Linked DNA regions of Homo sapiens: all the other regions are linked to region 4. A link is a loop called in an ENCODE intact Hi-C map of the cell type or tissue named here. Cell type or tissue: PC-9. All regions are shown on one strand. Links, peaks and the distances in the headings refer to the core of each region. The heading gives the core; the rest is flanking DNA.

Evidence for each region. Peaks named below come from ENCODE experiments on the same cell type or tissue, not always from the same donor. Only the 100,000 strongest peaks of a DNase experiment are listed, where the experiment ranks them.
Region 1: it touches region 4 in a loop (21-fold over the local background); 72 of 110 quality-filtered maps call a loop at or near these places.
Region 2: it touches region 4 in a loop (16-fold over the local background); 79 of 110 quality-filtered maps call a loop at or near these places.
Region 3: a loop joins it to region 4, with 10 times the contacts of the local background. A loop is called at or near these places in 71 of 110 quality-filtered maps.

What each region holds. Positions count from the first base shown.
Region 1 is chr6:138,761,932-138,770,125 of GRCh38, reverse strand. CCDC28A-AS1 (CCDC28A antisense RNA 1) reads left to right here. Exons shown (of 3, transcript NR_161205.1): 2 at 5,748-5,869. Among named protein-coding and RNA genes, the nearest start is that of CCDC28A-AS1, 7.7 kb to the left of the region's middle. RefSeq lists an enhancer at 1,381-1,440. In PC-9, for the core only: CTCF peaks have their summits at 3,834 and 4,033 (motif pointing right); a DNase peak (open chromatin) is centred at 4,045.
Region 2 is chr6:138,584,977-138,593,170 of GRCh38, reverse strand. It overlaps a transcript of NHSL1 not described here. Among named protein-coding and RNA genes, the nearest start is that of NHSL1, 90 kb to the right of the region's middle. RefSeq lists enhancers at 945-1,445, 1,446-1,946. In PC-9, for the core only: CTCF peaks have their summits at 1,889, 2,102 (motif pointing right), 3,966 and 4,170 (motif pointing left); DNase peaks (open chromatin) are centred at 2,090 and 4,180.
Region 3 is chr6:138,504,980-138,513,173 of GRCh38, reverse strand. It overlaps a transcript of NHSL1 not described here. Among named protein-coding and RNA genes, the nearest start is that of NHSL1, 9.6 kb to the right of the region's middle. In PC-9, for the core only: CTCF peaks have their summits at 3,386 and 3,587 (motif pointing right); a DNase peak (open chromatin) is centred at 3,623.
Region 4 is chr6:138,111,157-138,119,350 of GRCh38, reverse strand. No RefSeq gene overlaps it. Among named protein-coding and RNA genes, the nearest start is that of PERP, 7.8 kb to the right of the region's middle. In PC-9, for the core only: CTCF peaks have their summits at 3,322 (motif pointing left) and 5,112; DNase peaks (open chromatin) are centred at 2,750 and 3,250; H3K27ac peaks cover 983 bases.

The DNA.
Region 1 (8,194 bases), core at 1,848-6,847, 650 kb before region 4:
TTAAATATTCAGTAAGTATTCAAGTTTCCATTCGAATCAGAAGTGTCATAACTTTTTTCACATTTTACTTGAGTCAGGAACCTCTCTTTCTGTAAGGTCCTCAGGTGATGAATGGGTTTGGAAGCCTCTCTTGTACAGCCTCATTAGTTGAGCTACAAACATGCATTGTCCTTTCCCTTCAGAAAGTTAGGGCGCTATGAAAGCAGGAGTCCCCAGCCTCCAGCTGTAGACTGGAACTAGTCCGTGGCCTGTTAGGAACTGGGCCACACAGCAGGAGGTGAGCAGCCAGTGAGGGAGCATTACCACCTGAGCTCCCACCTACTGTCAGATCAGCAGTGGCATGAGATTCTCATAGGAGCCTGAGCCCTAATGTGAACTGCGCATGCAAGGGATCTAGGTGGGCGGTGGTCCTTATGAGAATCTAACGAAAGCCTGATGATCTCAGGTGGAACAGTTTCAGTTTCATCCCCAACCCCCACCCCGCCCCATCCATGGAAAGATTGTTTTCCACTAAACTGGTCCCTGGTGCCAAAAAGATTGGGGACTGTTGCTCTAAAGGGGAAGGCAGGTATCTCAAAGCAAATGGATACTCTCAGTGCCTGAAGCACAGTCATTCCTGTATTGTCCTTTGTGGTTCTTATAGGGAAGAGATGTTTTTTGTTTGTTTCTTGTTTTTGTTTGTTTTTACCCAGAAGCCTATCCATCATTTTCTAAGTGTGCTTCCACTTCCATTTCCCCTGATGCCGGAATGCCTTGGCCAAGATAGTAACTGCTTAATGCTTCTTTGCGTGTCTGGCTCAGGAAACAGCTAAGAAAAAAGATAAGAAGTCATAAAGCAGAAATGAGCTCGGCATGTTCACGGAACTGAAAGAATGCCAGCGTAGTGGTCTGGAGTGCAGGGGGACAAGAAGTAGTATGAGATGAAGTCCCCAAGGTTGCCAGAGGGTCAGGTCAGGAAGGGTTTTTTAAACCAATATAAGAAATCTGTATTTTTTCCCCTAAGCACAGCAATAGGCATTGGAGAGTTTTAAGGCATGACATGGTCTAAGTTACATTTTTAAAAGATTATTCTATAGAAGAATGGAAACAGGAAGGCCAGTTAAGAGAAATGGGCCATAGTGAGGTGTTATATAGGCTTGCTTTACAGCTCAGACCTGAAAAAATAAGTTATTTCAAAAGCCATACTGTACTATGACTACTATTATAAAACTTGGTAAGATTCCTTGAGACACCCTCTAAAAAGGGTGCCAAGAGACTGGATCTGAACTATCCAGCACTGAAGGCCTTCAGAGCTGTGCTATTGTAGATGAGCAAGCCTTTTGGGAACTGTTAATAGTGAAAGGAAGAACCACGTGGTGAAGAGCTGGGAGCCACCATTTATGGAGGAGCATGGTATGGTGTCATGGAAAGTGCACCAGACCGGGAGTTGGGGGAAACCCCATCTCTTGTCTACTCCAGGCTGTACACTTTTTTTTTTTTGAGACAGAGTCTCACTCTGTCACCAGGCTGGAGTGCAGTGGCAGAATCTTGGCTCACTGCAACCTCCGCCTCCCAAGTTCAAGCGATTCTCGTGCCTCAGCCTTCTGAATATCTGGGATTACAGGCAGGTGCCACCACACCCAGCTAATTTTTGTATTTTTAGTAAAGACGGGATTTTACCATGTTGGCCAGGAAGGTCTCCATCTCCTGACCTCGTGATCCCCCCGCCTCAGCCTCCCAAAGTGCTGGGATTACAGGCATGAGCCACTGTGCCCAGCCTCTAGGCTGTACATCTTAAGTATTAGTGAGAGGCCCAAAAATGAACACAGAGGCCCTTACCAATTTAAGTATTTTGTTGTTGTTGTTGTTGTTAATGGCTTTGGAAAAACAAGGGGCAAAATCAGACTTTAAAAGTTATATGGGCCAGGTGCGGTGGCTCATGCCTGTAATCCCAGCACTTTGGGAGGCTGAGGCAGGCGGATCACAAGGTCAAGAGATGGAGACCATCCTGGCCAACATGGTGAAACCGTGTCTCTACTAAAAATACAAAAATTAGCTGGGTGTGGTGGCACATGCCTGTAGTCCCAGCTACTCGGGAGGCTGAGGCAGGAGAATCGCTTGAACATGGGAGGCGGAGGTTGCAGTGAGCCGAGATTGTGCCACTGCACTCCAGCCTGGTGACAGTGCAAGACTCCATCTCAAAAAAAAAAAAAAAATAATAAGTTATATGGATAGACATTTACAACATTCCTACATATATGGTTTTTTATAAACTGCCTTCATCACTAGGCTATAACTTCCTTGAGGGCAAATATGTTTTATTTGATTTTTGTATCCTAAGCACATTGCAAAGAACATAACATAAAGTAGGTGCTCAATAAATGAGGTAGGAATGAATGAAACTTCCTGATTTTATTTCCGAAAGTAAAGTGATTCCAGCAACCCCTCTTTAAACCAAAGTAGGCCCAGTCATAATGCTAATCAGATGGCATCACTACTGCCCAGGCAAGTGCTCTTTTTTTCTTAGCAGAGCAATTCTGGCTACACCGGCCTTTCTGCCAAGTGGTTTGAAGAAGGAAACCATCCTAAAGCTTAGGGGAATCATTGACTGATTGGTTCTTTAAAAAACAAAACAAAACAAAAAAAAACGTAATATTTGGGATGGTTTCAGGTTATGATTCTACAAAATTTACTTTTAATCCAACTTCAAGTTCAGACTTCCTTTTTAAGGCCAAGAGTAAACAGGATTAGGGGATGGTTATCAGCAAGATAGGAAGATGATTCGTTCTCCCAGTATCCTGTATCCAGGTTCTTGGTTCTTGCCACATGAACACTCCAGCTTTAGAAGAAGGTTTGTGTTACAGACTTAACCAGACAGCAAAGGATATCATGGGTAAGCAGACTGGCAGTAGTGCATTACAACCCTTCCTTCAGTTTTCTCTCTTTTTCTTGAATTTTAGTCCAAATTCAGCAGTATTATCATGGAGAACCACAAGGCTGCTAAGAAATATGTGTAGAGATAGCTTACAATATAGCAGAGGAAGAGGAAGGAAGGGAGGCGAGAAAGAAGAAAGGAAAGAAGGAGAAGAAAGAGAGGGAAGGAGGAAGGGAAGCAAAGAAAAAGCTTCCATAACACTTCGTTTATATCTCTATTTTAAAGTATTTGTTTAAAACCCAAACTGCTACCACTCTGAATTTTAAGAAATTGGCATAATTCCTGTCAGTGGGGAAATATTAAATATAGGGGCAAGAGAAGGGATGAGACTCTAGGTAGAAGACCCATTGTGTTGTCTGAGAGTTGGATGTGCACAGGTGGGCAGGAGGCTGAGTTTAAGGATATGAGATTGAGAACATTGAATTATTCTGTATAATAAAGTTGGAAGAATTGTTCACTGGGGTGAGTTTGGGGGTTGGGATTATTGCTAAGAGATAGCCAAAAAAAAAAAGAGGTCAGAGGCAGAGGGAGAAAGGCCTGTCAAAGTGGTAGGAAGGAGGAAGACTTTAAAAAGAGAAAGTCTGTTATTCAATTTGCAACTGTTAATGTTACTGTAAATGCACACACTGACACACACACAGGCACACACATCCCCCATGCTCCCAGACAGCAACATAAGTCCTCTATAAGCTCACAGCTTGTCATGAATGAATCATTATGATAATCAAAGAAAAGGGGTTGTGTTCCACATCTTTGGGAGATTTCATGGAGATTGAAGATGAAATGTGTGTAACAATAAGGAAGTCCAAAAACTGAACTGTGTCAGATGAAGCAGGAGCTTAGACTAAGTCCAAGTTGAATGGGAAAATGACAAACCGCTCGAAGGAAGTAGGTCGTATACATCTTTATATTCTCAAAGCTTAGTATAGTGTCTGGCATGTAACAGAAACTTAACAAATGTTCATTAAATGAATGAATAAATGAGGAAAAATTAGATTCATATGATACCAAGTGGCAGAATGGCATTATTAAATCAAGTGTCAACATAACTCACATTTCTTATTCCAGAATTGGAAATCAGGTTCATCTTAGTCATACCTGCCTCTGATCTCCAGGTGGCAGTATTTTATCATATTAAATTGTTTTGAGACCACAGATTCCATTTACTTTTTGAGAAAGGAGAACAGAAATGTATTTAAAATAAAAATTCAATTCTGTAGCTCATTTCTATAATTGTACAGAACTAAGTAAGTGATAGAATATGATTACATGAGATTATAGATTTATTCCCCAATTTCAATATAAATGAGAATTATTGGTAGTTCCTGAATTCAACCAGTTTCCTAAACCTTGAAGGTAAATACAAATTGGTGTGCTTTGTTTACAAAATGTATGGATTTCTTCAAAGTATGAAAATCTGTGTGTGTGTGTGTTTGTGAGAGAGAGAGTGAGAAAGAGTGAGAGAGAGGAGAGAGAGAGACACAGGGACAGAAAGAGACAGAGAGCAGTAATATGTTTAGAAGTAATTCACTTCCAGGCCAAGCACGGTGGCTCATTCCTGTAATCCTAGCATTTTGGGAGGCTGAGATGGAAGCATCGCTTGAGCCCAGGAGTTCAAGACCAACCTGGGCAACACAGTGAGACCCTATTTTTTTTCATAAAGAAGTAATTAACTTTCAACAAACAGGGTAACCAGATTAAGTAGAATGGCCAGTCAAATCTAAGTTTCAGATAAACAAGGAATACTTTATTCATATGTCTCATGCAATATGTAGTGCATACACTAAAAAAGTCTTCCTTGTTTTTCTGAAATTCAGATTTAACTGAGAGATCTGTAATTTCCTTAGCTAAATCTGGCAACCTTACCAACAAATATTCTGTTGTTACTGTTAATTCCAAAATAACAGAACGTTAAGGGAGGCCCCACTTCTACCAAAAATAAAAAATTTAGCCTGACACAGTGGTGTGCACCTGTAGTTAACAGCGATTTGGGAGGCTGAGGCAGGAGGATTGCTTGAGCCCAGGCGTTCGAAGTGGTAGTGCACCATGATGGTGCCATTGCACTCCAGCCTAGGTGATAAGAGTGAGACTCTATCTCTAAATAAATAAACAAATAAATAAAACAAAACAGAACTTCAAGTCTGCAAGGCAAAAAATGGTGTTTCCTTATTTGGAGAGATAAAAAGGAATTAGCAGGCAGGGGCAGCTTTCTTGTAAGTCTAACTTGATTGCTTTTTGTGCTCTACCAGTTTGGAGTCAAGCCCCTCAGCTGAGTAACTTATCTTCGGGAAACTGAGCTCTCTAGCAAGTGCAGATGGTAAAGCCTAATTATTTTATATACATGCAGTGTTTTACAGCACCTGTGAGTCTGGTTGCAAAAGCCAGACCCTGTGAACAATGGAAAAGATCCCAGGCCCCTTCACCCTCTAATTTATATTTTCCAGGAGTACCTGATCCATAGCAGCTATGATAACAGAAACAGATGAATTGCTTAGGAAGTAAATTCTCTTTCAAAATGTAAAGGACTTTCTGGTAAATCAAATGAGATATAGATTTATACACATTTGGATATTTAATATAAACATTCTGTCTTCCAGGTAAACTGTGCTTCAAAATTTCATTTGTAAATAAATTCCTGAACTCAAATAAATTTTCCATAGAAACAATATTATGAGTGGCAGTCAGGTCTTTTGGTTACCTAGTAAAGGTATATAATTAATTGATTATATGAGTGAAACACTGTATTTGCAGTTAAAAGTATGTTTTTTTTTTAAAAAAAAAAGGTTGTATTTTTTAAGAGTAAAAATTTAAAAAGCTTTTTTTTTTCTTTCAGACAGAGTCTTGCTGTGTCGCCCAAGCTAGAGTGCAGTGGTGTCATCTGGGCTCATTGCAACCTCCGCTTCCTGGATTCAAGCAATTCTCATGCCACAGCCTCCCAAGTAGCTGGGACTACAGGTGCGCACCACCATGCCTGACTAATTTTTGTATTTTTAGTAGAGACAGGGTTTCACCATGCTGGCCAGGCTGGTCTCGAACTCCTGACCTCAAGTGATCCACCTGCCTCAGCCTCCGAAAGTGCTGGGATTGCAGGTGTGAGCCACCATGTCCGCCCATTGAAAAGCTCTTTAAATATTGAATGCTCATGTTTGAAAAAATATAACCTATGTTTATTTTGCTCTTGCCTTGTTCCTGACCATTCTTAAGTGCTTATATGAATTAACCCTTTTAGTTCGTGTAACCCTAAGAGGCAGATTCCTTTATGATCCCTCTTTACAGATAAGGAAATTGGGGCAAAGGTTAAACAGCTGCTCCAAATTATACAGCTACTGAATAGTGGAAATGGGATTTGGACCAACCACAAGCACATTAACCACTGTACACTACAGTTTCATTAGCTTAGGATAAAGAAGGACCTGAACCATCTGAGAAGATTGTGAAGGGGACATCTGATGACCATCTAGGATGGTACATGGTGGTCTCTGAGTCTAGAACGGTTCAAGGTAAATGGCTGGTCTTTCCCTTAATTTAGGTATATGATGAATAGTACTTTTGTGCTTGTCAACTGTAATGGAGTTGTTTTGGAGTTTATAAATGGAACAAACGCTGTCAGAAAGAGAAAGATTTACTTGAGTAACTGGATAATGGTTAATAAAAGGTGGAAGAGGATTAACAAGTACATGCTTGTGGGGTGTGAGAAAGAGATTGCTGGGGTGGAAATAACTGAGCTGAGACCTGGAAAGAAAAAACAGGGAAGAATTTGACTTTACATAATTATTTACATGAAAAGGGAGGGGAAAATGGAAGGGATATTGCCCTGTATTATGGTTTGTTCTAACTTGTTCAGATGTATGACAACCCACTGTGGTTCATGTACCACAGCCATGGCAATAGTGGACTTACCAGGGGCCCCTACTCCAGATGATGGTCTTATGTCCTTAAGAAAGAGTCCAATTTCGACCTCAAAGTAGTTGTCTTTGGACACCCCTTCTACCCTCTTTCCTCTCCCAGAGCATTAGATATGAGGTCATGAGAGTGAAGGGGAAAGAGTCCTGGACTTATTGTTGGGGGAACAGAGTTCCAACTCTGCTACCTAACTAGTTCTCCTTTTGTGAGTTAAAGTCTTTGAGCCCCTCTTTCCTAAGCTGCGAAAACGGATGATTTTACCCACTTCATGGTTTTGTTGTAAGCATTAGGTGAGGTGCTGTATGTGAGAGCATTGAATAGAAAGCATGACTGGGGGGTCAGGAGGGGCAAGGGTGACCCTTCCTGTGATCCATACTCATCTGTGGCCACGATAGGGGCCTCTCTCCCTTAACCACCAGTAACTGTTGAACAAGGGAAGGATCTAGATATTTATTTACCATCTACTATGTATGCTATAGAATGTTAGTGTTAGCCAGGAAACTGGGTTCAGAGATGGGCTGCCTGGGTTCAAATCCTAGTTCTAGCTGTGTAATTTTGGGCAAATAATTTGAACTCTCAGAACCCCGTTTCTTTCCTGTGAAGTTGGAGTCATAATGAGACCTTCCTCAGAGGTTAGCTGTGAGGTGGGAGACAGTCTGTAGGAGTTCACAGTCTATTGGGAGAGTCAGGTTTGTAAACAAGCAATCACAATGCACCATGTGGTAAAGTGCAGTCATGGAGACAGGAATAAAATGCTTTGGTAGCATGGGGAGGGGAGGAAGGGGGGACTAACCTGGCATAAAGGTTCAATGAGAGACATGAGATGTGTGTGTGTGTGTGTGTGTGTGTGTGTGTGTTCATATGTATATATAGACACATACACCTTTTTGGGCAAACAAAACCGTTCCTGTCTTCAGGCCTAAGGATGAAGCTAAACTGGCTCACCAGGTCCTTTATGCCTGGGCTCTGTGATCTCCACACCCCCTTACTCTGCCGCCACTTGCTATTCTCTGTCTTTGGAGGCACTTCCATGACTCTGTTTTTGCACATTCTGTTCCCTGACGTAGAATGCTCTTCCATATCTAAACACCTCCAGAGCTCAACAGAGATAACAAAAATATCAAGAGTGCAAGAATAGCCAAATAAACAATACAAATAATTTCAGCAGTTTAAAGTTAATAAATACCCGTGATTTACATGCACAGTCTCATCTATGCCTTTTTGGTTTTTCTTCTTTTTTTTTTTTTTTGATACGGAGTTTCCCTTTGTTGCCCAGGCTGGAGTGCAGTGGCGCGATCTCAGCTCACCGCAACCTCCACATCCCGGGTTCAAGCGATTCTTCTGCCTCAGCCTCCTGAGTAGCTGGGATTGCAGGTG
Region 2 (8,194 bases), core at 1,320-6,319, 470 kb before region 4:
AATTATTTGTCACTCGGATCCTTTACAGTTTCAGGATTCAATAAGTCTTTGAATTCTACTGATTCTCTGGTTTGTGTGGAAGTGGGTGTGTATGTTTTAATGGCTTTCAGATGGGATTCATCCAGGCTCCATTAAATCAACTTTATTTTTAATTTTGAAGTGAACTGCCATGACAGAGTTTGGCTAGGAAAGTCCATAACAGAAAATGAGGAAGCAAGTAAACTGATTTATAAGGCTGTGGGCAACTGACTTCCTGTGGCTGTGGCATTTGGTATATAGAATGATATATATGTGATGCTTTTGGAGAAAGGTTAATTATTGTCTACAGGCAAAATTTTTGCTCCATCACAATTGCTTTTAAAAAGCTGAAATAGCAGCTCCTAGCCACCCTGTTTCATATGTCTTACGATATTTAGAAAATATTTAGACCAGCCCACTAAAATATATCCACACACCTTTTTCCTTAAGGGCAATTACCTGCATACTTGTCAGTTTTCACTCTTTAGTTCTGGATATGTAGGGGTTTTTTTTGTTGTTGTTTTTTGTTTTTTGTTGTTTTTTGTTTTTTTGTGCGACAGTCTCGCTCTGTCGCCCAAGCTGGAGTGCAGTGGAGCAATCTTGGCTCACTGCAGCCTCCACCTCCTGGGTTCAAGTGATTCTCATGCCTCAGCCTGAGACTGTAGTAGCTGGGATTACGGGCGCCTGCCACCACCCCAGCCAATTTTTGTATTTTTAGTAGAGACGGGGTTTCCCCATGCTGGCCAGGCTGGTCTCAAACTCCTGGCCTCAAGTGATCCACCCGCCTCAGCCTCCCAAAGTGCTGGGATTATAGGTGTGAGCTACCGTGCCTGGCCTATATAGTTTTTACACAGTCATTTTTGCATATGAAGAATCTTGTGTTCTATTTTCATTCAGTTGTTTTCTTTCATGCAGGCTAAATTGACCTTGAGATGTGGGTGTGGGACCTATTAGAAATTACCTGTGCAATCTTGAAAAGTGATAATATGGGTATTTAATATTGTGTTTTGGGGAGCAGGAAACTGTAGTTTTCTTGAGGGTGATAATTAAATTCTCTTTAGTTTGATTATAGCTATGAGAATGCATTTATTGTCATGGAATAATTGAGCAAAAAACCCAAAAAACATTTTCAAATGGGAACTTTCAAAGTTACAGTCGTCTCCCTTTATCCATGAGGGATAGGTTCCAAAACCCTCGGTGGATGCCTGAAACCATGGATCCTATGGAACCCTAGATACATTATGTTTTTCCAATCTGATAACCGAGTAGTCTGTTCAGTAACTCAGGAGAGTGTGTGTCCACAGCATGGATCCGCTGCACAGAAGGATGATCCACGTGCACGTGCAGGGCTGGACAGAGCAGGACGGTGGGAGATTTCATCACGCGACTTAGAACCGCGCTCAATTGAAAACTTATGAATTAGCTGGGCAGGGTGGCTCACACCTGTAATCCCAGCATGTTGGGAGGCTGAGGCAGGCAGATCACTTGAGCCCAGGAGTTTAAGACCAGCCTGGGAAACACAGGGAGATAGCTCTACCAGAAAACAAACAAACAACAACAACAAAAAAATCAGCCAGGCATGGGGGCGTGTACTTGTGGTCTCAGCCACTCAAGAGGCTGAGGTGGGAGGATTGCTTGAGCTCTAGAGGTGGAGGCTGCAGTGAGCTGTGATCAACACACCACTGCACTCCAGCCTGGACAACATTGTGAGACTCCATCTCAAATAATAAAAGAAAAAAAGAGAAAACTTATGAATTGTTGATTTCTGGAATTTTTCATTTAATGTTTTAGACCACAGTTAACCTCAGGTACCTGAATTCAACTGCAGAAAGCAAAACTACAGATAAAGGGGAGGGACTACTTTAAATAATATTTGAAAACTTTCATAATTTTATCCCTTTTTTCTGCAACTTAAGCCACAGTGTAATATTTAGCACCAGTGTTTCCCCCCTTGATAACTGGTATCAATAGCCCCTTACCTATTCCTTTTGCTGATTATATCCTGCACATTCTCAAGTTCAAAAAGATAGGTCTGAGTGCCTCCTGAGTGCTCCATGCTTGCCCCATACAGTCACTAGGTGGCAGTATTGCTGTTCTTTTTCTTGAGAGGAGGCGATTCCCAGAGGATTGCCCGAGATCAATGGTCAATACACAGGCCTGCTGAAATCAGGATTAGAACCCAGCCCTGCCTGATTCAAATATTTGTGCTATTTGCCTCTCTCTGTGTTGTTCCAGCATATTTTTGAGAGGGGAAAGGAAAAGACTAAAGCTTTGCTTCTTACATTATCCAGTAAAATTTTATTGACCATCCACAAAGTTAAATTTTTTCTTAAGGAACTGATTATCACTGATGGACAGGTGAGGTGTCAGTGGTCTGACATCAGTAACCCACGGTGCAAAGGAGGGAAATCCCATATGACCAGGCTTCCTGGTACTATGCCGATTCTCCCAATGGAGAGGGTAAACAGCCGCTTCAAGGGTCAGGGATGATGCTGAAGAGTATGGAGAACTGGGGAGTCCATACAGACAGGTTGGACTCTGTTGTTGGGGATGAAATGGAAGGCAGAGGAGCTTGGGTTTCATGAGGCAGAGGCCCCGGGATAGCAGTTTGACAAGATCAGGGCTGGAGTTGGTGGTTGATTGGGCAGGATGTGTAGGCCAAAAGGAAGAACCAGAGGGAAGAGGGGCAGGGGCTTTCCTCAGGGAGTGAGGGGAAAGGGAGAAAGGAGGGGCTTGACTCTTTGTAGTTTTATGCAAAGGGAGGTTATCTTTGAGTTTGGGAGGGAAGGTGGAAGTAGGCTTCAGGGAAAACCTAAAGGTTTGGAATAACCAGAGCAACATGAAAGGTATGAGTAGGCCGGGCGCAGTGGCTTACGCCTGGAATCCCAGCACTTTTGGAGGCCAAGGCCAACGGATCACCTGAGGTCAGGAGTTTGAGACCAGCCTGGCCAACAAGGTGAAACCCTGTCTCTACTAAAAATACAAAAATTAGCCAGGCATGGTGATGGGCACCTGTAGTCACAGCTACTTGGGAGGCTGAGGCAGGAGAATCGCTTGAACCCAGGAGGCAGAGGTTGCAGTGAGCCGAGATCGCACTGCTGGACTTCAGACTGGGCAACAGAGTGAGACCCTGTCTCAAAGTAAAATAAAATAAAAGAGTAGAAATATTGTAGAAAAACACTAGAGGCTGGCAATCAGGCTCAGAGCCAGCCCGGTCAGCACATTCAGTGTCTTCATTTGTGAGGTGGCTGGGGACCCATGGAAGGATCAGTGTGGATGCCAAGGTGCAAGGGCCAAGGAAGAGGGAGTGCTGGGGATGCAGAGGCTGGGGCTGTGCCGACTCAGAGGAGCAGCCAGCTGAGGAGAGGCGATTTGCTGTCTGATGTAGAGGATCAGAGGTTGTCAGCAGAGGGAAAGGAGCGTATTATCTAGAAAAAGAGATTGAAGATGCAAAGGAGGAAACCAATTCATTCCTACTGTGAGAAGGAGGTGGAATGAACAGGACAGGGAAGGCATAGATGAGGGTTTAGGGTAAAAGGAGGCTGGGGAGGGTACAGGTAGAGAGACTGTCACAGGCGACCCTACTGAACCCTCTGTGTGCTGAGCAGCGAGGGGCAGGCGAGTCTCTGCCAAGCCTCTACATTGCTGCCTACCCTGAGCACATGGTGGAAGGTGACTCCTCACCTGTGGGCAGGTTATGGCAGTGCCGTAGTGCACAAGCCAGCCAGGCCCCCGCTTGGCTCGTGAGGCCCCCAGGTGATTCTCTGGTCCTCTCCTCACATGCTCTGGTTGTCTAGGGTGGGCCCCGGGTCTGTATTTTAATAAGCACCCCGCATCATTTAGGGATCAGGTCATTTGATATGGCCCCTGGGATGCTGGCACGCCCTCTGTGCTTTCTCCTTCACGCCTCACCCATACTGTCCCATGAACGCACAGGATACACTTCTGAGTGTTAATCTCCAGGTTGTTGAAGCTAATGGATACTTGATTGCTTTCATTTTATGAGCCACCCTCAGATGTTAGTTGGATGCAGGATCCTTTGCGGGTTCCTACTGCAATTTTGGCGGGTGTTAGGATACAAATACTCCCTCCCTGATGGTCCACCCACCAGTTCTCTTCCTCTGCCTGTTTTTCTTGAGAATGGGTTGTTCTGTTCTGCCACCTGCTGGTCAACTACAAGCACTGCATGTCGTGTTCTGAGGGTGGCTCCATATGGAAGGCGGGATTTCAAACATGATTTTCAGTGGGGTGTGTGGATGAGGTAAAAAGTCTTATTTCGAACAGGCAGGGATACTAACCATGATACTAACAAGAAGCCGTTAAAAGTCTTATTTCTAATAGAGCCATCTGCTCTAAGTCAAACCATTTACCCTTAATGTTGTAATATAAGAAAGTTAATTTCCTCTTCTCTAGAGCTTTCTTTTCACCCAAACTGTTAAAATTTAATAACAACAACACGTTTTAAGAGATCAGCTTGCTGTATTAATCTCAGAAGGAATGTTTTTTAATATGCCAAGTGTCTGTTCTACGGACAGATGATTCTGGTGATTCAAGTCAGTGGTGAAGACAGATAGGTTCAAGCTCCATGCTGTTGGAGGGGTATGACCTTGGAAAATGGCTTTACTTAGCCTCAGTTTGTTTTCAGTGTAGTTGCAGTGTCGTTATTTTATTTTTTATTTATTATTATTTTTGAGACGAAGTCTTGCTCTGTCACCCAGACTGGAGAGCAATAGCGTGATCTCGGCTCACTGCAACCTCTGCCTCCTGGGTTCAAGCGATTCTCTTGCCTCAACCTCCCCAGTTGCTGGATTACAGGCACACACCACCACACCCAGCCAATTTTTGTATTTTTAGTAGAGGCGGGGTTTCACCATGTTGCCCAGGCTGGTCTTGAACTCTTGACCTCAAGTGATCTGCCCGCCTGGGCTTCCCAAAGTGCTGAGATTACAGGCGCAAGCCACCAGGCCCAGCCAGTTATTATTGTTATTATTTTAAACTGTGTCTGTTTCTGGGTCCCAACTTTGCTGATGACCAAGCCCTGAGAATTAATTTCTAAGGGTTTTATGGAGTACCTGCTAGGTGCTGGGCCGCACAGCAGTAGACTGCTGAGATGTGATTCCTGCCGCCAAGGGGCGAGCATCACCACTAGCACATGACCTTTCTGGTTCTGTTTCCTCATCTGTACCATGAAGGTGTATGATGGGATTATCTCTAAGCCCTTCTTGGGCCCCAAGGTTCTGTAACTTAAACAAACAAACAGTATAAAGTGTTTGGCTTAACTTTCCTGGTGACCGTGGGAGGCAGTGTCTGTTGTTGTGTCCTTCCTGATGGAGCCAGGTTGTGTCTTTTTAGACTCAGAGACCCACTGACCTTGGCATGTTCCATGGGAAGCTTCCAAGGCAGTGAATTTCAGGCTTTGCATCTGATGTGCATTTAAACATTTTAAAATATTAGAATCGAAAAAATGTCAGGCTTCTTCATTTTCTTTGTCTTTTAAATATTATTCTTTGAAACACAGAATCAGCTTTTAACTTGGCAGCTCTATCTATAAACAGAATGTAAACTTTCTTAAAGATCAGTAGTTCTTAAAGGTAGGGTAGGAGGCTTACTTTACACAGAGCATGAAGGCTTTTTTTTTTTTTTTTTTTTGACAGAGTTTTGCTCTTGATGCCCTCCCGAGTAGCTGGGATTGCAGGCGCCCACCATCATACCTGGCTAATTTTTTGTATTTTTAGTAGAGATGGGGTTTCACCATGTTGGCCAGGCTGGTCTCGAACTCCTGACCTCAGGTGATCCACCCACTTCAGCTTCCCAAAGTGCTGAGATTACAGGTGTGAGCCACTGCTCCAGGCGCATGAAGCTGTTTAAAAACACAAGTGCCTCCAGGTGTGGTGGCTCACGCCTGTAATCCCAACACTTTGGGAGGCTGAGGTGGGCGGATCGCCTGAGATCAGGAGTTTGAGACCAGCCTGGCCAACATGGCAAAAACCCACCTCTACTAAAAATACAAAAATTAGCCGGGCATGGTGGCATGCGCCTGTAATCCCAGTTACTCGAGAGGTTGAGACAGGAGAATCGCTTGAACCTAGGGGGCGGAGGTTGCAGTGAGCGGAGATTGTACCGCTGCACTCCAACATGGATGACAGAGCGAGACTCCATCCCCACCCAAAAAAAACACACGCGCCCAACGAGAAAACTCAAACCCACTCTACCCATAACCTATTGAATAAGAACCTTTATGAAAGATGGCTCTGATGTTCAGCCATGGGTGAGAATGAAAGCACTGATGCAGTTTCAGTTGGGCCTGGCCCATCCTGTGTGGTTTGTTTTTGAGCAGCACCAGGCTGTCAAACACAGGGTACTCACAGTGTCCCAAGCCCTGTGCTTGGCTCTGGATCCTAAACCTGCACATGCTTACTGATCATCCCCTCTTTCACACTCTCCCCACTACCTTTATTAGGCTGGTGGCAGAACATTTGATGAGACTATTGATTTCTCTAGGTAGACTTTATTATGAAGCTTACCCTAGTTAAGTAAATTAGATTTTAATCTTTCCTCAGACCTCATTGTAATCTTATTTTGTAAAGGGTGTGTCTTCTGGAAGTGGCTGAGCATATATTGACATATTAATTCTTAAGTGGCTTTGTTACTTCTTAAGTGATGTTACTTACTGTACCTCAAGTGTAGGCTATACCCTGCTATAATTCCCTATGTGCTGAATAACTGATGTTGGACTATGTTATAAATTAAAGATTTTGGGCTGGGCACAATGGCTTATGCCTGTAATCCCAGCTCTTTGGGAGGCCAAGGTGGGCAGATCACTTGAGATCAGGAGTTCGAGACCAGACTGGTCAACATGGTGAAACCCTGTCATTACTAAAAATACAAAAATTAGCTGGATGTTGTGGTAGGTGCCTGTAATTCCAGCTATTTGGGAGGATGAGGCAGGAGAATCTCTTGAACCTGGATAGTGGAGGTTGCAGTGAGCCAAGATTGCACCACTGCACTCCAGCCTGGGCAAGAGCAAGACTCCATCTAAAAAAAAAAAAAAGGTTTTGACACTATTAACTTTTTCTTCTTATTTATTTGTTTTTGTTTTTAGAGTTGGGGTCTTGCTCTGTTGCCCAGGCTAGAGTGCAGTGGCACAATCACAGCTCCACTGCAACCTTGAACTCCTGGGCTCAAGTGATCCTCCTGTCTCTGGCTCCCTTGTAGCTGGAACTATAGGCATTCACCACCACACCCAGCTAATTTTTAAGTTTTTTTTTTTTTTGTAGAGACTGGGACTTGCCGTGTTTCCCTGGTCTTGAGCTTCTGGCCTCAAGCAGTCCTCCCACCTCAGCCTCCCAAAGCGCTGGGATTATAGGTGTGAGCTAACATTCCTTGCCTTTTCCCCCTATTTTGAAATGTAACTCACTTTTAACTAAGCATTTTCTTATCAACTGTAACCAGTGGTGTGTATTTTATGGAGCGATTCAGTGCCTGGTATTTTTCTTCTGTGTTCACTTTTTTTTTTCCTTAGAAAAATTACCAGTGAAACAAACTTTAGGATGGAACATAAGAGAGAGAGAAGTTTGACCAAATTTGGAGTTTTCAATTTTTTAAAATTTTTCAGTCGTTTAAAATAACTGACATTCCTTATGAGGTAAGGTAGCTATATTTGTGCTATTTTTGTAGTAATTTCCTTTAACTTGTCGGAATTTCACACTCTTCTTTGAACCATTCCTTGCCTCACATCCTTTAGTGAAGAAAAATATGCCTCACAAGTAGGTGAAATGACACAAGTTGGTCACTTTTAGAATCGTATTATTACAGGTGAGACTTGGGTGCTCACTTCTTTTCCTCATAATTCTGGCATGAGTGAAATATCTCCCTGATGGGAAATATTTTCCTGATGGGAATCTGACTCTCAATCCCAGCTCACCTCTCGCTCCCTGTACACACCAGGTGTAACTAATCATCTGCTTCCAGCCTAGCCAATCATCTGTGCTGGTCCACCAGCCACATCTATTTCAAGGACTGCTCCTGCTGTTGCTGAAAATAACCTATCAGTTACTGAGTGCTAATAATGTGCGTTTCTCACTTAGTTTTCATAACAACTCTAAGAAATAAAGGCCCGGGTGTCTGTAGCATGCCGGGGTTCAAGGAGAGAAATGAGAGCCAAGGGTGAGTACAG
Region 3 (8,194 bases), core at 1,491-6,490, 390 kb before region 4:
TCCATTTTCACAACAGCTGGTTTTGCATGGCACCGAGGTTGGCACTGTGCAAAGTGAAGGGCATGGAGTTGGCTCTGGCCCTCCAGGAGCTTCCAGAAATATCAGAGGGGGTGTCTGCCATGTGTAGAACACATAGCACATCAAGTACGAATTTTAAATGAACATGTTAGTTTAGGTCTGGGTAACTGATGGCAGAGCACGAACAGATTGAGGGTAGGTGCATTTTATTAGGAAACCAGGAGGAAGAAACACATTAGTTGTGGAGAAGGGAGGTAACACCGGGGAAAACCCCATCTAGACAGGGCAGGCTGAGGGGAATTAGCGATTCCTCCTTTGATCACTGTGGGAATCTTCTGAAACCTTTCTCTCGCCATGTGCATAGACCTGAGAAGAATTTGCAGGCAAGGGCTGAAAGCGGTCGTCTGCCCCAAGACTTCTTAATGATCCCCTTTGCCACTGTGATGTTTTTAGGACATTCTACACATTTTGTTTCTCTCTGAATGAAGCATTCACGTTGCCATTGAACACATCTAGTTTGGGGTGCATTCTAAGTCGAATTATACAAGAAGCTATTTGTGGCATTCAGCAGCTGCAGAAAGAAGAGGCTGGGTTTTTTTTTTTTTTTCTTTTTTGGTGTCGGGGGATGTTAAAAACAATTCAAGTAAAGCTAGAAAGTTCAGAATATAGAGTTATCCTGTTGACGAGCAGTTAGAATTGTATTAACGAAGAAGAAGAGGGAGGTTACTGAGCAAAGAAGTGAATTTTATCCTATTTTAACATGGGACATCGTGCCGGAACGAGTTCTCCATAGATGCTCTGGGATTTATTTTGATAATGAATGTAATATATTGTCTGGAGTCTGTGACCGATTCCTCTTTCCCGTGGGGTGCAGTTGGTGAGTATCTCTCTTCAGAAAGCAGTTGTAATAAGATAATTAAATTTGTCTGATTAAAAATGATTGTGCATAAACATTAAGCATGGGAAAGTGCAGGTATTTTAAAACTGCCCTCAGCAGCCTAAATGTATACTTAATTAAATATGGTTTGCTAATGAGAATTGATTGTGGCAGCTTTATTTAAACTTGTTTTATCACATAATGATTTATATGCATTGCAGCACACAAAGAGATAGGTGTTTCAGATGAGGTGATACAAGTGGATCCATCTGACTCTTCTGAGAGCTGCTATGCAATTTTCGAGAAGTTTGGAAAAACTGCTTGGCATTGGAAGACCCTGTTTATTTTCTCCCTCAGATATCTTACTTTTCAAGACAGGATCTCGCTCTATTGCCCAGGCTGGAGTGCGGTGGAGCAATCTCGGCTCACTGCAACCTTGGCTTCCTAGGCAGCTAGGATTACAGGCAGGCGTGTGCCACTGTGCTCTGCTAATTTTTGTATTTTTTGTAGAGACGGGTTTTTGCCATGTTGCCCAGGCTGGTCTTGAACTACTGGGCTCAAGTGATCTGCCCATCTTGGCTTTCTAAAGTGCTGTTATTACAGGCGTCAGCCACTTTGCCTGGCCTATTATTTTTCTTTTCCTAGTTCCAGGAAGACATCGATGTCTTCATTGTTGGTCAAATTCTTATAGTGGCTGGGCGTGGTGGCTCATGCCTGTAATCCCAGCACTTTGGGAGGCTGTGGTGGGCAGATCACTTGAGCCCAGGGGTTGGAGACCAGCATGGGCAACATTGGGAGACCCCATAGACCTACTTTCTTCAAAACACACTCACACACACATACACACTCTCTCTCACACACACACATACACACACACACTCTCTCTCTCTCTCTCAGTGGTTTTTTGTCTACCTCACCTTTTTTCTTTAGTAAAAAACAAACTTTGGGCCAAATTATGAAATCTCCATACCTGCCTTTACAATGCCAAGCTTCAGTTTTGGCTGCAAGTTAAAAATATTGTTAGGTACACGAGGAAGCCTGCTGATCTTACTTAGTCCTTCCAAATATGATTTTATTTGCTAAGATATGAAGAATGCCATTGTTATTTTTCTGCTTTCTGTTCCAAGCCTCCATGATGCTGATGAAGAAGAGCTAAGCGTATCATTTTTACAAAGTCAGTGCCATTACCTAGAATTAGCATTATCGTTTCGCTTCCTGGTTGATTTTTTTCTCAGATTCTGTGTGGGCCAAATTATGTGGGATCTGCAATCAATGCACCTTCCTTCCCTTCCATCTGTGCCCAATTGTATTGCCCTCTAATAACAGGGAATACCCAGAAGCCTGGAGGTACTTCTGTGGCATCAAGTCAGAAATCTACATTGTGACATTCTTGCTTTAGAAATACCAGGGTACTAGAATTTAGAGATACTAAACAATATGTCTCCATACAATGATTGATGTTTTTGTTCTTGTCCCTTGCCTTTATTTGATGTTTACTTATTAAAAATGGTCTTTTCAATATGAATTGAAAGAAAAATCAGTGAACGAATATGAAAAATTGAGGTTATAGGAAGGTTTTTATTTACTTAAAAAGTCTTTGGCTAACTGACATTAATGGAAGTTCTGTACTTTCTAGGTGAATTCAAATATCATCTTAGGTCAGGCTGAGCTTCTTTGCTCTTATGCCTCACTTCTGCCATTAATTCTAAAACCCTTGTAGCACTCATGCTTCATAAGAACCTGTGATTTTGCTGTTTGGAGAATTTTGCTGCTGTGTATTCTGTAGTTTAGGACAATGAAAAAAATGTTTTGAAAAGATCCAACACTAATCAAATAAAATATTATCCTCATTTAGGTTAACCTTTACCATTACTAGAAAACCAAGTACAGCTGGAGACTTAACTATAGGTCTTGCTGTTCGTTCATCAGCAAACCAAAATGGTCTAATTTGTCTCATTAGCATTTTGCATGTGAACCAGCTGTCCTCTTAACAAAAGCAGTTGAGCACACCAGCCGATTAATTGTAGCATTCATCTTAACCATATGTGAAACAATATTAGAAATCACAGGAAACTGAGAAAAGAAAAACTGAACAGCCAGTTAATCTTCAGAACACAAGTTCACAGCGATTGTTTCATGGCTTACTAAATAATTAACTCTATCCTTTTTCTCTAAATCTTTATACTTATTGATTATTAATTGGGAAGAAGTTAGACAGTGATAAATCTGATTTGCCTTCAGTCATTTTAGGTTGTATTTTGTATTCTTGGACAGAGTGATTTCAGAATCTTCATCAGTCCAAATGAAAACACTTTTGGACTCCTTTGTGTAAGGCTTTACCTTTTGGTTATAAATTGATGTAAATTTTTTTCTTAGCTCTGTTATTCAGTTAAACACAGCTGCCCCCTTATTGATTTAGAAATGTTTTGTATAACTCAGGGGTACTTCCTTAATGTGGGCTTGGTTGCAGACACTAGGTGGTTTATGAATATTCACAAATCTTTTTGAAGGTGTGATGTCAATGTTGTCCGAATTGAGGCTCAAAAGGGCACAGGGATCATAGAATATGTCTTTCTCTGGTGAAGGAAGACAAGGATATTCTTTTGAGACTTGACCATGAATGAGAGCATGTTGTCTTCTGTAAATGACAGCTGAGGGAATCATTTTCATGCACCAGTGTGTCGTTGAGTGTCATGGTGTCCCCTGTAGGTGGCGACCTTCTACTTTATTTTGTCAGTTTCTCCTGGTAGTCTTTATTAGGAAGTCTTCCTTTGCTCTCATTTTTTTCTACGTTAAAAAATCCCTTTCGAGTATAGATTCTTTGTAGGTTTTACCACACCATCAATCAAACAGGTTCTTGATATTATCCAATTTTAAAAATACGAGGGAGCTCAGAGTATAAAGCACTTAGCTAATCACAATTCTTTTAAATTAGATCTCTAGGATCATCATAGTATACTTTGACTTTTCATTCCACAATGAGATTTTCTTCCCTGAAGATTTTAGAAGAAAGGTTGCATCAATTTTTTTCTATAAAATTTCGATTCATTGTTTGAATTATTGTTATTGTAAATGTATGATTATGTTAAGTATAAATAGCACAGGAAATAAATTTTAATTTCTAAGTGATTGAAAAGTATTCTCTAAGATGTTCTAGATCCTTTATAGGCATTCAGAAAATGTGTTTTGAATGACTGAATTGGGAAAGGCCAAGTGAGTTAACTTTACAGTTGAGTTCATCAATATGTAGCTCTACTTATATACATTATTTCTCTCCTGAAATGAGCCTTTATATACCTAGTATAGCCTTTGAGAATGAATTCGATGAATTTGTATTACTTGGGTAGATGGATTAGGGCTGTATAACATGTCACAAAGAATAATTGGTTCAAGTATAAGAGGTTACAGTTAATGAAATTATTTTTTTTCTGCAAGAAAGGCATAGCTCACTTTGGGGGAAGTTATCCTTGAAATAAAGTGACATATTTTTGAAATAGAGTGACAGTCTGTCAAGGAATGCTTCTTAAGAAAGGTTAACATTTGAATTATAACTTGAAAAATGAATAGAGGTATGCCAAGTGGGTAAGCGGAGGATCAAGCATCCGAGGCAGATTAATAGCATGTGCAAAGGCATAGAGGTGGAAAGAGTGTGGACAGTGGGATCCCTCACCTCACTGGCCCTTACTGAAGGCAGCAAGTAGCACATGGAATTGAAAACTGGACCACAAGATGGGGTATCAGTACAGATGCTGGGTGGCCCTGTGATCACTGCAGGTCACTTATTTGTAAAATTGTCTTAAATGTTCCTTATGACTTTCTTCAGCTCTAACTTTCTAGGGGCCTATGAAATCTCCCTTTTTTGATTTGCCTGTGCTATTTCCATACTCACCAATAATTCCAACATCAGCACCCATCCCTTTCACAAAGCTCTACCATGTTAGCCCGACCTCATTTCTAACATCTCAGGACAGTCTCTGGATGATCCCAGCCATGCACTAGAGCGACTTTGCAGCCTTCCATTCCTGCAGGCGTGGTTGAACTTTGAATGCTGTGTCAGCAGGGCTCCCTTTGTGTTTTGGACTTTTGATTTGGGTTTCTTTTTTTCATAGCATGTTTTCTGTCTGCCTCGCCTTTCGTTTGTTCAACATTTGTCACATGAATATTGTGGCTTGGCTAAACCAGTCACAGTGATAGCAGATGTTTAGAAATTGACCAAGCCGATGGCAGCAATGATATTGGATTAAATTATTAACTAGGATCTACAGCAGAAGCCTTTAGCTTCAGCACATGCAGAGTAAAGGGTGTTTCCTAGCATCAAAATTAACTGGCAAAGTGGATGCCAGATCAAGTTTCTTCTAAAGAATTGATACATTATCATCTCCTAAGGTTCCCCTTTCTGTCCCCAACCACTCCCCCAACCCCATAATTGATGAAGAGAGAGATTTCCATTTGTCTTTTTTTCAGTATGTCATATGTTTCATCATTAAAGATTAATTCAGAAACAGAAGAAAGAAAAGGTCATTGTACCCATGAGATTCTAGAATATTGGTGATTTTTAACATGCTTTTGTGAAATAACATTCGTGGGACAGTTAAAATAACTCTTCATGAGTATCTGTTATCAGATTCCTGTTTTCATTCTGTGGACAGTATCTCTGCATTACCTTTTAAATGTGTATGTGTTTCTGTTTACCTCATTATGCAACTGTAAAAATTGAGAGCATAAGTGTAAGATCACACCCAGTGTCTATTCAATTTTTTCCACTTATCTGTAAAAGACTTTATAGCTTGTTTATCCAAAACTAGCATCCCATCCAGAATCATGTTGTGATGTTCTTTAAATCTCTTCTAATCTGGCACATTCCCATTATTATTAGTAGTAGTAGTGTTAATTATTTGATAAGTTATTGGAGAGGCCAGATCAGCATAATGTCCCACTTTAAGTTAAGACTGATTGCTTTTGCTTTTTCTTCCAGCTCTTTTATTTCCTATAACCTGGGATAATTTAACCTGTCAAAAAAAACTTTGATTTACCATAGGTGATGTTTGTACTTGGTATTTCATCACATCAGTGGACATAACATATCAGTTGCCCACCATTAGTGTTTGCTGGATTAGGGAGATGCCTGGCCGGTTCTTCCACTGTGTGGCTGCTCTAATATTCCTCTTACATGGCAGCTCTTCAGTAGGGAGTTAAAACTGACAAAGAAAGATAGAAGGTTCAAATATCTAAGATTTAGACTACTAAGAAATGAACAGTAGTAATCTGTAAGAAAAATGCCGGATGCAAAAAAATTAGAGATTGATTCTTAAGGCACAAGTGACCAATTCATCTTTTGGGTTGTTTCTAGTCAAAATAAATGCCCAGCAGCAGGAACTTTATAAGTCCACTCAATTTGTCTTGATTAATCTTAAGTAGTTTTTTTAATCTGCCATATCAAATAAAGTGATTTTTAACATTATAAATTATAATTGTATTAACTTTTACTGTAGATTTTTGAAAATTCCTTTAATAATGTCAACTGTTGAAGAATAAATCTTTATTACTAACCAATGGTTCTTCTTCCAGCTACTCCTATCAAACTCTTACTATTCTATGACCTTAGATAATTTTTTAAAATTGTACTTTAAGATTTCCAGATTAACCAAATACAAGATGCCCACTTACATTTAAATGTCAGAGAAACAATGAATTATATTTTAGCATAAGTGTATCCCATTCAATATTTGGGACATAGTATATTTAAAGATTATTTTTTATCTATCTGGAATTCAACTTTATTTGGACATCATATGTTTTATCTGGCAGCCCTATTTTTAAAAGTTGCCATTTTATTTACACATTTATTGACTGTATTAATTTACCTGCCTGTGTTACTAGTTTGCTTTGCAGCTTCAATAATTCAGTAATAATTGTTTGAATAATAATTCAAAACTGTTATTTTGCTAGACAAGAATTACAGACTGTACATAATTGCTCTCAATGTGAAACTATTAATAAAAACAGGAAACATAATTCTTACCTTCAAGAGTTAACATAGGAAGATTTTGTTCCTTAATAAACAGGATAGGCCTAAATTATCTTTATCTATTGGTAAAACATTATGAATGTTTATTAAGTAGATGATGTAAATTTTTAGAAATGTCTAAAATCCCTTACTACTCTGTACATTTTATTTTATTGGCCCAGAATGCATGGGTTGTGCTTTCTGCTGTGATGTTTTCCAATGTTTCAATGAGTCTGAAAAGCATAAGAATGAATGGGTGTGTCTATAGATTTAAAAATCGTATTTGAAGTATTTTAACCATGCATAAAGATGACATCTAAATTACCTTAGTCATATACAGTCTTCTATGCTAGATGTTAAACTTGATTTTTAAAAACACCCTAAAATGAATTAACAATCAGTAAAAGCACCATTTATAGATAAGGTTGCCCTGAAAAATTTTCTGTTTGAAGAGCTAAATTCCTTTGAGAAGCATTTCAAACGGTCATTTAATACACAGCCCTGAGCAGAACTCTATTATGTCTGACTTTTATTTCCCCTTTCTCCTCTTCAGGTTGGAAGAAAATAATGATCTTCATTGATTGTATATTTCATATTCTTTTTTTTTTTTTTTTTTTTTGAAATGGAGTCTAGCTCTGTCGCCCAGGCTGGTGCAGTGGCGCAATCTCAGCTCACTGCAACCTCCGCCTCCCAGATTCAAGTGATTCTCCTGCCTCAGCCTCCCGAGTAGCTGAGACTACAGGCACGTGCCACCACACCTGGCTAATTTTTTGTATTTTTAGCAGAGACGGGGTTTCACCATTTTAGCTAGGATGGTCTCGATCTCCTGACCTCGTGATCCGCCTATCTTGGCCTCCCAAAGTGCTGGGATTACAGGCATGAGTCACCATGCCCAGCCCCTGTTTCATTTTCAATTGCTCAAAGATTCAAATTTTATCTAATTCGAAATGCGTACATATGATATAAACATGGCTCATTTCTGCATAAACTCCTGTGTACAATATTTGAAAATGACCCTTTTTAGTCAATATTGTTTAACAGTATTTGTGAAAAAGTTTTTGGATTCCAAATAAAGACTTTCAGTACCTTAACTGCATTTGATACACTGAGGAGGGCCTGTGGGTTTGTGTAAATAGGGATGGGGGCGGGGATGGGCAAGGCTATGTCTGAGTTCTAGAAGCTGTAGACAGCTCTGCTCTTAAGAAGCTTTTAGGTTTAGACATATAATCTTTGGCCTTCATAAAAATAATGAGGGTGTACTTTAAGATCATACTAAAGATAAAAGCATGGGT
Region 4 (8,194 bases), core at 1,337-6,336:
AGACCCACCCCCATGATTCAATTACCTCCCACCAGGTCCCTCCCCCAACATGTGGGAACTCAAGAAGAGATTTGGGTGGGGACACAGCCAAACCATATCACTGGTATATACCCAAAGGAATATAAGTCATTCTGTCATAAAGACACATGCACACATATGTTCATCGCAACACTATGCACACTAGCAAAGACATGGAATGAAGCTAAATGCCCATCAATGGTAGACTGGATAAAGAAAGTGTGGAACGTATAGACCATGGAATACTCTGCAGCCATAAAAAGGAACAAGATCATGTTCTTTACAAGAACACAGATGGAGCTGGAGGCCATTTGCCTTAGCAAACTAATGCAGGAACAGAAAACCAAATATTGTATGTTCTCACTTATAAGTGGGAGCTACGTGATGAGAACACATGGACACACAGAGGGAAGCAATACACACTGGAGTCTATCAGAGAGTGGAGCCATGGGAGAAGAAAGAGGATCAGGAAAAACAACCAACGGGTACTAGGCTTAATACCTGGGTGATGAAATAATCTGTGCAACAAACCCCCATGACATACGTTTACCTATGTAACAAACCTGCACATGTACCTGGAACTTGAAAATAAAAGTTAAAAAAAAAGAAAACCAGAAAAAAAAGAGAACATTTTTCTCATTCTCATCTCTATCCACATAGCAAACCTCTTTATTATGTGGCAGTTCTATCTCTTTTTTATTTTCTTTTTAATTTTTTTTGAGGCAGAGTCTTGCTCTGTCACCCAGGCTGGAGTGCTCTTGCTCTGTCACCCAGGCTGGAGTGTAGTGGTACGATTTCAGCTCACTACAACCCCCACCTCCCAGGTTCAAGCGATTCTCCTGCCTCAGCCTCCCAAGTAGCTGGGACTACAGGTGCACGCCACCACACCTGGCTAATTTTTTGTTTTTTTTGTATTTTTAGTAGATACAGCGTTTCACCATGTTGGGGCTGGTTTCGAACTCTTGACCTCAGGATCTGCCCAACTCAGCCTCCCAAAGTGCTAAGATCAGTTCTATTTCTTGAAATGAAGGAATATTGATCCTGGCCGTTGAAGTGGACATTGTAGGAATGCAGAGGAGTGGAAACCTCTGCTTCGAGGTGTTTCAGATCTGTTTGGGGATAAGACAAAGACCTGTGTACAGGCAGGAGACAAGGCCAAGTGGTCTCTGAGAGGTTATTATGGGCTGGGCTAAGGTGGCCTTATTTCCAGGAAGGGACTCACTGAGAGATGCAAACATGTTTCTAAAGCTCCAAATGAAACAAAATGTCAATATAAGAAACAGACTGAAATGTGTGACTTTTAAATACAAAAAGCCCCACAAACATTGATGGCTCCTTCAACTTGTTCAAGAAACAAGTCCAGGTAATTTTAAACACAGCTCAGCTCAGTGTGGGCCTGTGTTTTCTCATTCCCTTCCCCCTGTCTGGTGAGAATATTTGTAAAAAGTATATTTTAAGGGCATGAATAATTTAGGCCTGAGCTGAATATTTATTGGAAATTTTCCAGGCTGAAATAACCCTGGGATGTACAACCGGCATTTTTGTGATAGACCCAGAAGCATAATAATAATTTTTATACTGTAACGAGAGAGACTGCATATGTGTGAGAAAGAATGAGTAGTCTGGAATTGGTTTGGAGAGATAAGTAGAGTCTTAAAATACATGCAGACAACTGGGTATGCTCTACAAATTTCAAATGTGTTCCAATAAATTTAAGAATATGCACATTGAAATGGAAAGTTTTAGAAGTTAATTGCGCAGCTTTGTAAAGATCTGGGCGTGCGGCCCAGTTCTGCCACTTACTAGCTGTGCTATCCAGGAAAACTCATTTAGCTTCCCCATGCCTCAGTTTCCTCATCTGTAACGTAGAAGCAATACTTGTACAAACCTCATAGAGAAGTTGTAAGGATAAGAGAAATTAATGTGTGATTAAAACAGAGACCGGCACGTCACACTATATAAGGGCTGATTGCCATTATTATTATTACTATAACTAATTGTGTGGTGGTTAGGTGCTGAGGCCTTAGAGCCAGAGGGTTGGTCTGGGCTCTAACACTGACCTGTTGAGTAGCCTTAAACAAGTAATTTAAATGATCTGTGGCTCTGTATCCTTATCTGCAAAGTAGGTGTAATCATTGTACCTACCTCACCAGATGAATCTGAAATTAAAGAAATTAATACGTATCTTAGAATAGTGCCACGTGCCTTGAAGCGTTCAATTAACGTTAGCCTTTGTTATTTCTAACTATATTTCTGGGCTGCAGATGACATTGTTTGAGCTCAGCATTTCACTCTCCACTTACCTAGTGACTTTCAAGCTTGGGACTGGTGTTGATAATTTAACTATTTTCAGTAGACAGTATATGTCTATACTGACAACTCATTAACTCCATCTACTTGTTTGTTCCAAATGCTATGCTTAAGTCACAGCTTTTAGCTCAATTAAGAGAATATGACATCAACGTGATAGGTTGCACATATTGTGGCAAGCAGGTCGGAGTTTGAATCCCCTTATTTACCAAGCTAATTTACTTAGTCTCAGTGTTTTCATCTGTAAAATGGGCCTGACAGCATCTAACTCACAGTTAGTTATGAGAATTCAAAAATACATTATTTGTAAAGTAGCTTAGGGTATTCTTAGAACGTGGTTTTAAACAAATGCTTCTTGCTAAACAAATGCTCTTTGCTCCCATTCACTGAAAGGCTGTCAACAATTCCTTTTGGAATGCTGCCACACTGGTTCCAGGGAGGAGGTTAAAACTGGAATTTAGTTAGAATTAAGTCACAGAGAGCAAATGCGTCTGAAACCACCCTTAACTTCTGACTCCTAATAATTATGTTGACTTGGCCAGTTGTGGAGCCTTACACCTGTAATCCCAGGGAGGCTGAGGCTGAACTCCCTTGAGCTCAGGAGTTCAAAAACAGCTCTGGCAACATGGAAAAACCCAGTCTCTACAAAAAAAATATAAAAATTAGCAGGACGTGGTGGTGCACACCTGTAGTCCCAGCTACTCAGGAGGCTGAGAAGGGAGGATCACTTGAGCCCTAGGAGGTCGAGGCTGCAGTCACTGCAGTCAGCCGTGATTGCACCACTGCACTCCAGCCTGGGTAAGAAAGTGAGACCCTGTCTCAAAAAAAAAAAAAAAAAAAATTATGCTGATTGCTCCAGGCCCAAAAGTGACGTGCCTTTTTCTCTGCTCTTGTAGCCCGCAGACATGGCCACGCGTTAGGACAGCTGAATGCACAGCGAATGCTATGCTGAAATATGATGTGCTACTGCCATCTAGTGTTCCAAAGAAATACTTCCTTTTCAATTTTGATTCTCAGAAGTTTTTCATTTATCTCTACTTCCACAGCATTTTCGAGCGATTCATTTCCTTGTGGTTCATTTTTTAACCATCTCAACAGATAGATGACTACGCAGAAGTTCAGAGAAGCCAAGTTTCACGAGTGGTTGTTGACAAAACCAATCATTTATTCACACATTTATCAAGCAATTATGTAACACCTGCATTATGACAGGTGCTGGGGGCATAAAGACGAATAAAATCAGGTCCCTTTCCTCAAGGAGCTCACGGCCCAATAGGGACATAAAAGAGATGACTCGGAACAGTGTGATTAGTCCACATGCTTCCAGGGTTTGGGAGCACTGAGGAAGAGCACGTAGTTACATTAGTTTGGAGGAGGTGACAGAGGGCATAGGCCAGGATTCAGGGACGATTTCTTGGGGGATGTGGTCTGAAGCTGATCTTAAAAGACCAGCAGGAAGTAAATAGGGAGGGGACTGGGAGGAAAGGTATTCCATAAATAGCATCAAGAGAAAAGCAAGAATAGCATCGTGTATCTGAGAAGCGAAAACAGTGGGAAGTGTAAGGCAAGCAGAAGTGACAGGTGCAGCTGGAGAGGCAAACAGACACCAGATCATGGGGAAGGGGTGGGTTTCATATGTCACTTTCAGGAAGCTCAGACTTAATCAAAGACGTGATGGAGAACCAGTGAGCGACGCATGGAGTGTCAGGGGCAGATTCACGTTTAGCTGTCCTTTTAGTGATCTTGTAGGAGGTGGGCTTCGGAGAGGGTGGGGGCTCAGTTAGGGGGCAGCTGCAGCAGTAAAACAATGAGCTAGGGGAGGAGCATTGGGATGGAGCAGAGAGCCTGGATGGCAGAAATATTTAGGAGGTAGAGTAGGCGGCTCATTTCTAAATTACTAAATATAGAGTGAGAGATAAAGAGTCAAGGATGGTCTTGGAGTTTTAATGTTGGTGATCAAGATGATGGAGGTGCTGCAGAGGCTACAGAAAGAAGATGCTGGTTTAGAAGAAGAAAGGGCAGTTTGAACTCTGCACTGGTTGAGGTTAAAGTGTTTGAGTGAGGACCCGGGTGGTGCCATCTGGCTGGAAGTTGGATATAAAACTTTGAAGCATAAAGGAAAGGTGTGAGCTAAAGGTATATATTTGCAAGCCATGAGTACACAGGCAGGGGTTGAAATCACAAAAGTTGATGATGTAACACAAAGAACATGTTTAGAAGGACAAGCAGAATGGTGAAAATGTTTAGAAGGAATTCTAGAGAATACAATACTGGCAGGTGGCGAGGGCAGAGAGAGACTAGCGTGTTAAGGAGAAAGGGAAGGGATGGAGAACCAGCAAGAAAGGAAAAAAAAAATCCCTGGCAGCGGCTAGTTGGCTTGGGAAACTGTAGCTAGGCTATAAGAATCCTATGCTGAACATAAATAGTTTCACACAATAGCAGCATTAGACAGGGTCACTCTGTAATTGTGATGGAGCAAGACAAAAAGTAGACCACTCCCTAATCAGATCTCAACATGGGAAAAACAAAACACCATGGACCCACAAAACAAGATACCCCTCTTCCAGGCATGAGAGATCTCAGAATAAAACATCCACCTCTTGAGCCCTCACCAAGATCACCTAACATCAGCCTCAATCTCACCCCTCCTGTGTGAGGAGACATCCTAACCAAGACATCCCCAGAGTTCCCCATGGTGTGCAACCTCCCTTGCTGCAGCAAGTTAATGAGTTTAATTTTATTTGACTATTGGTGTGTTCTGGGTGGTCTTTGATCAATGGGATTTAATATTTTTATAGGTTCCAAGAGAGCCGAATTTTGTGGAGGAAGACATCAGATTGTCTAGTACAACAAAGAGAAAAGTGATATCCATTGAGTTTTGCAAATCTGAACTAACCAGTGACCTTTGTGATAGCAGGTTCAGTAGAATATGGGGAATATAGGTCTCACTCTCGGACAGATCCTCTATCACCCAACAGGGTGGGTGTAGAAGCTGCCAGCCTGTAGGAGGAGACAGCATCCATTTCCCATGTATCCTATTGAGAGACAGCCTTCAGTGCTCAGTGTCTGGGGCCCTGGCACCCTTAGTGGTGTGTTCCTACTAGCTTAGACAGCTCATTATGCATATTTCTTCCTAACTCTGTTCAGTGGCATCAAGTTGGTATTAGGTTGGCACAAACTTAGTTGCGGGTTTTGTCATTAAAAAAAAAAAAAAAAAAGGGAAAAACCGCAATAACTTTTGCACCATCCTAATAGCTTGAAATCAGCCATAGGGGCAATATTTACACCATGAAAATTGGTAAATGTTATAAATCAATACTTTTTTCTTTTCTTCAGGAAGTTGATTGTTAAACTTTTTTTTTTTTTTTAAATAGAGTCTCACTCTGTCACCCAGGCTGGAGTGCAGTATCATAATCTTGGCTCACTGCAACCTCCGCCTCCTGGGTTCCAGCAATTCTTCTGCCTCAGCCTCCCAAGTAGCTGGGATTGCAAGCACCCGCCACCATGCCTGGTTAATTTTTGTATTTTTAGTAGAGACGGGTTTTCATCATATTGGCCAGGCCAGTCTCGAACTCCTGACCTCAGGTGATCCACCCGTCTCAGCCTCCCAAAGTGCTGGGATTACAGGTGTGAGCCACCACGCCCGGCCTGATGGTTAAAACTTTCTCCATCTCTCCACTGAAGTGAAGAGAGATTACTGAAGGCTGAGGAAGGAATAGGAGGTGACAGAGTGGAGATAATTAAAAGTTTGTATGAGCAGAGGAGAAGAGAGATCAAGCAGGGAGACACAGGGTCAGTGGGAACTAGAACTCAGGTTGCCTGATGTTCTGATCACGGCTTGTTCTGCATCGTGCACTGCTAGGAGGGAAACCGTGTCTTCTTAATGACAGACACCAAATGAAGTCAGTTACTCTGTGTGTGTATATGCAGGGGTGCATGTGTACACACATTTGTGCACATACACACCCGTGTGGAGGGGAGGTTGAAAGAGAGACAGTGGAGTGGCTACAAGTAGGGCCTAGTCCCTCTTATAGAACCACCTCTCACAGCAGTAGATGGAGAAATGAATCTCTTGGGACAATACTATGACCATTTATTTTGAAATCAGCTGTTTGAATCATTGACCCTTTAAATGATCAGCCTTTAAGTGTTTTCCTGCAGAGTGTCTTTAGCTGTTTTAGGAACACAACTAAACCAAAATGCCTGTAAGTTTTGTGTTCAAGCAGTCTTGTTAGGAAAGAATGCTACTGCTTTGTTTACTAGGACAGTTTGTACAGAATTAATGTTTACATTTACAGTTCTTTTTTCTTTTCTTTTTTTTTTTTTGAGACAGGGTCTCACTCTGTTGCACAGACTGGAGTATAGTGGTGAAATTCTCGGCTCACTGCTGCCTTAACCTCCGGGGGTCAAGCGGCCCTCCCACCTCAGCCTCCCAAGTAGTGTATAACACCCTGCCTGGCTAGTTTTTGTATTTTTTTATAGAGATGGGGTTTTGCCATGTTGCCCAGGCTGTTTTCAAACTTCTGGGCTCAAGCAATCTGCCTGCCTATGCCTCCCAAAGTACTGGGACTACAGGCACGAGCCATCACGTTCAGCCGACAGTTCCATTATTTATGGAAAGACTTAATATTTGAAAAATGATTTTAACCTGAAACTGGTATTAGCATGTTGAATTTCCTCAAGGCAGAATTTTAAGTCTTTTATCCAGGGGTCTTTATCTTGCTTTAGAGGAACCCCAGAATAAAGTAGAGCTGCCTTTAACACACACACAATTGTCCTGAAGCAAGGAACTGCAGCAGTTTGTAGGATCTAACTTACTCTAAAAGAAGGAAACTGTGTAACTTCAAAAGTCATATTAATTTGTATAAAATAACTGGCTCTGCCATAAAAAATGCAATGCTTTTATTTGGTATTCCAATAATATTTTTGCATTGAAAGTTATCACTGAATTGATATATGATGGAAAAAAAACATGATAATATATTGCGTTACAGAACACTGAATTGATTTGCCAGCAGTTTGCAATCTGGCTAAAGGTATTACCCTCCTTAGATTTGCATTTCTAAAAGTCTCCATAATTTAGAATGCTAAATTACAGGCTGGTTATGTTCACTGGTAAAGTCATTATCTGAAAAGAAAAATAGAACACCTTAAAAATACTTACAGCCATTCCCAAACCCATGCCTTCACCCAAGGTGGCCACTTAATCTGGAAAGTCGTCCTCCTCCTTTCTGTCTTGTGCAAAACTGAAGTCCCACCTCCTCAGAGAAGCCTTCTACTGCCTTCTGTGGCTCACCCTGGCTTCACAGGTGTTTACTTTATGTCCCCAAACAGGAGTGTTGTCCAACAGTGAGAGTTGTCTATGTGCAATGAAGTGTCAAATAATGAGCTATGAATCCTGGTCCTTTTTACAATACAATGGCATCAGTGACTTGTATGAGTATATATGGAAGACATGTCCACAAAACAAGCAGCAGCAATAAGGAGCAAATGTCCTAAAGGAACAAAGATTGATGGAGATGCTGGCAGGCCAGCATCATGGTCATTCTAGGGATGACATATGACAGCGATAAAAACAATTGTATCATAAGAAAAGCACTAATCTACAATATGAACTGCACAAGTAATCACATCTGTGAGGTTTTAGTTAAGCACAAGTTTACTATGACGGATATCTGTGTAGACCAACAAAAAAACATGCATACCTGGACTCTATTACTAGAGGTGTCATATCTGCTCTGAGGGAGACAAAAGCTCTCTCTCTTCACCACTGCTGAAATCACACCCTGAGTGCTAGGTTTAATTCTGGGCACCACATATTATGAGAGAAATTAAAATCTAGGAGTTGTTCAGAGAAGAGCCAAGA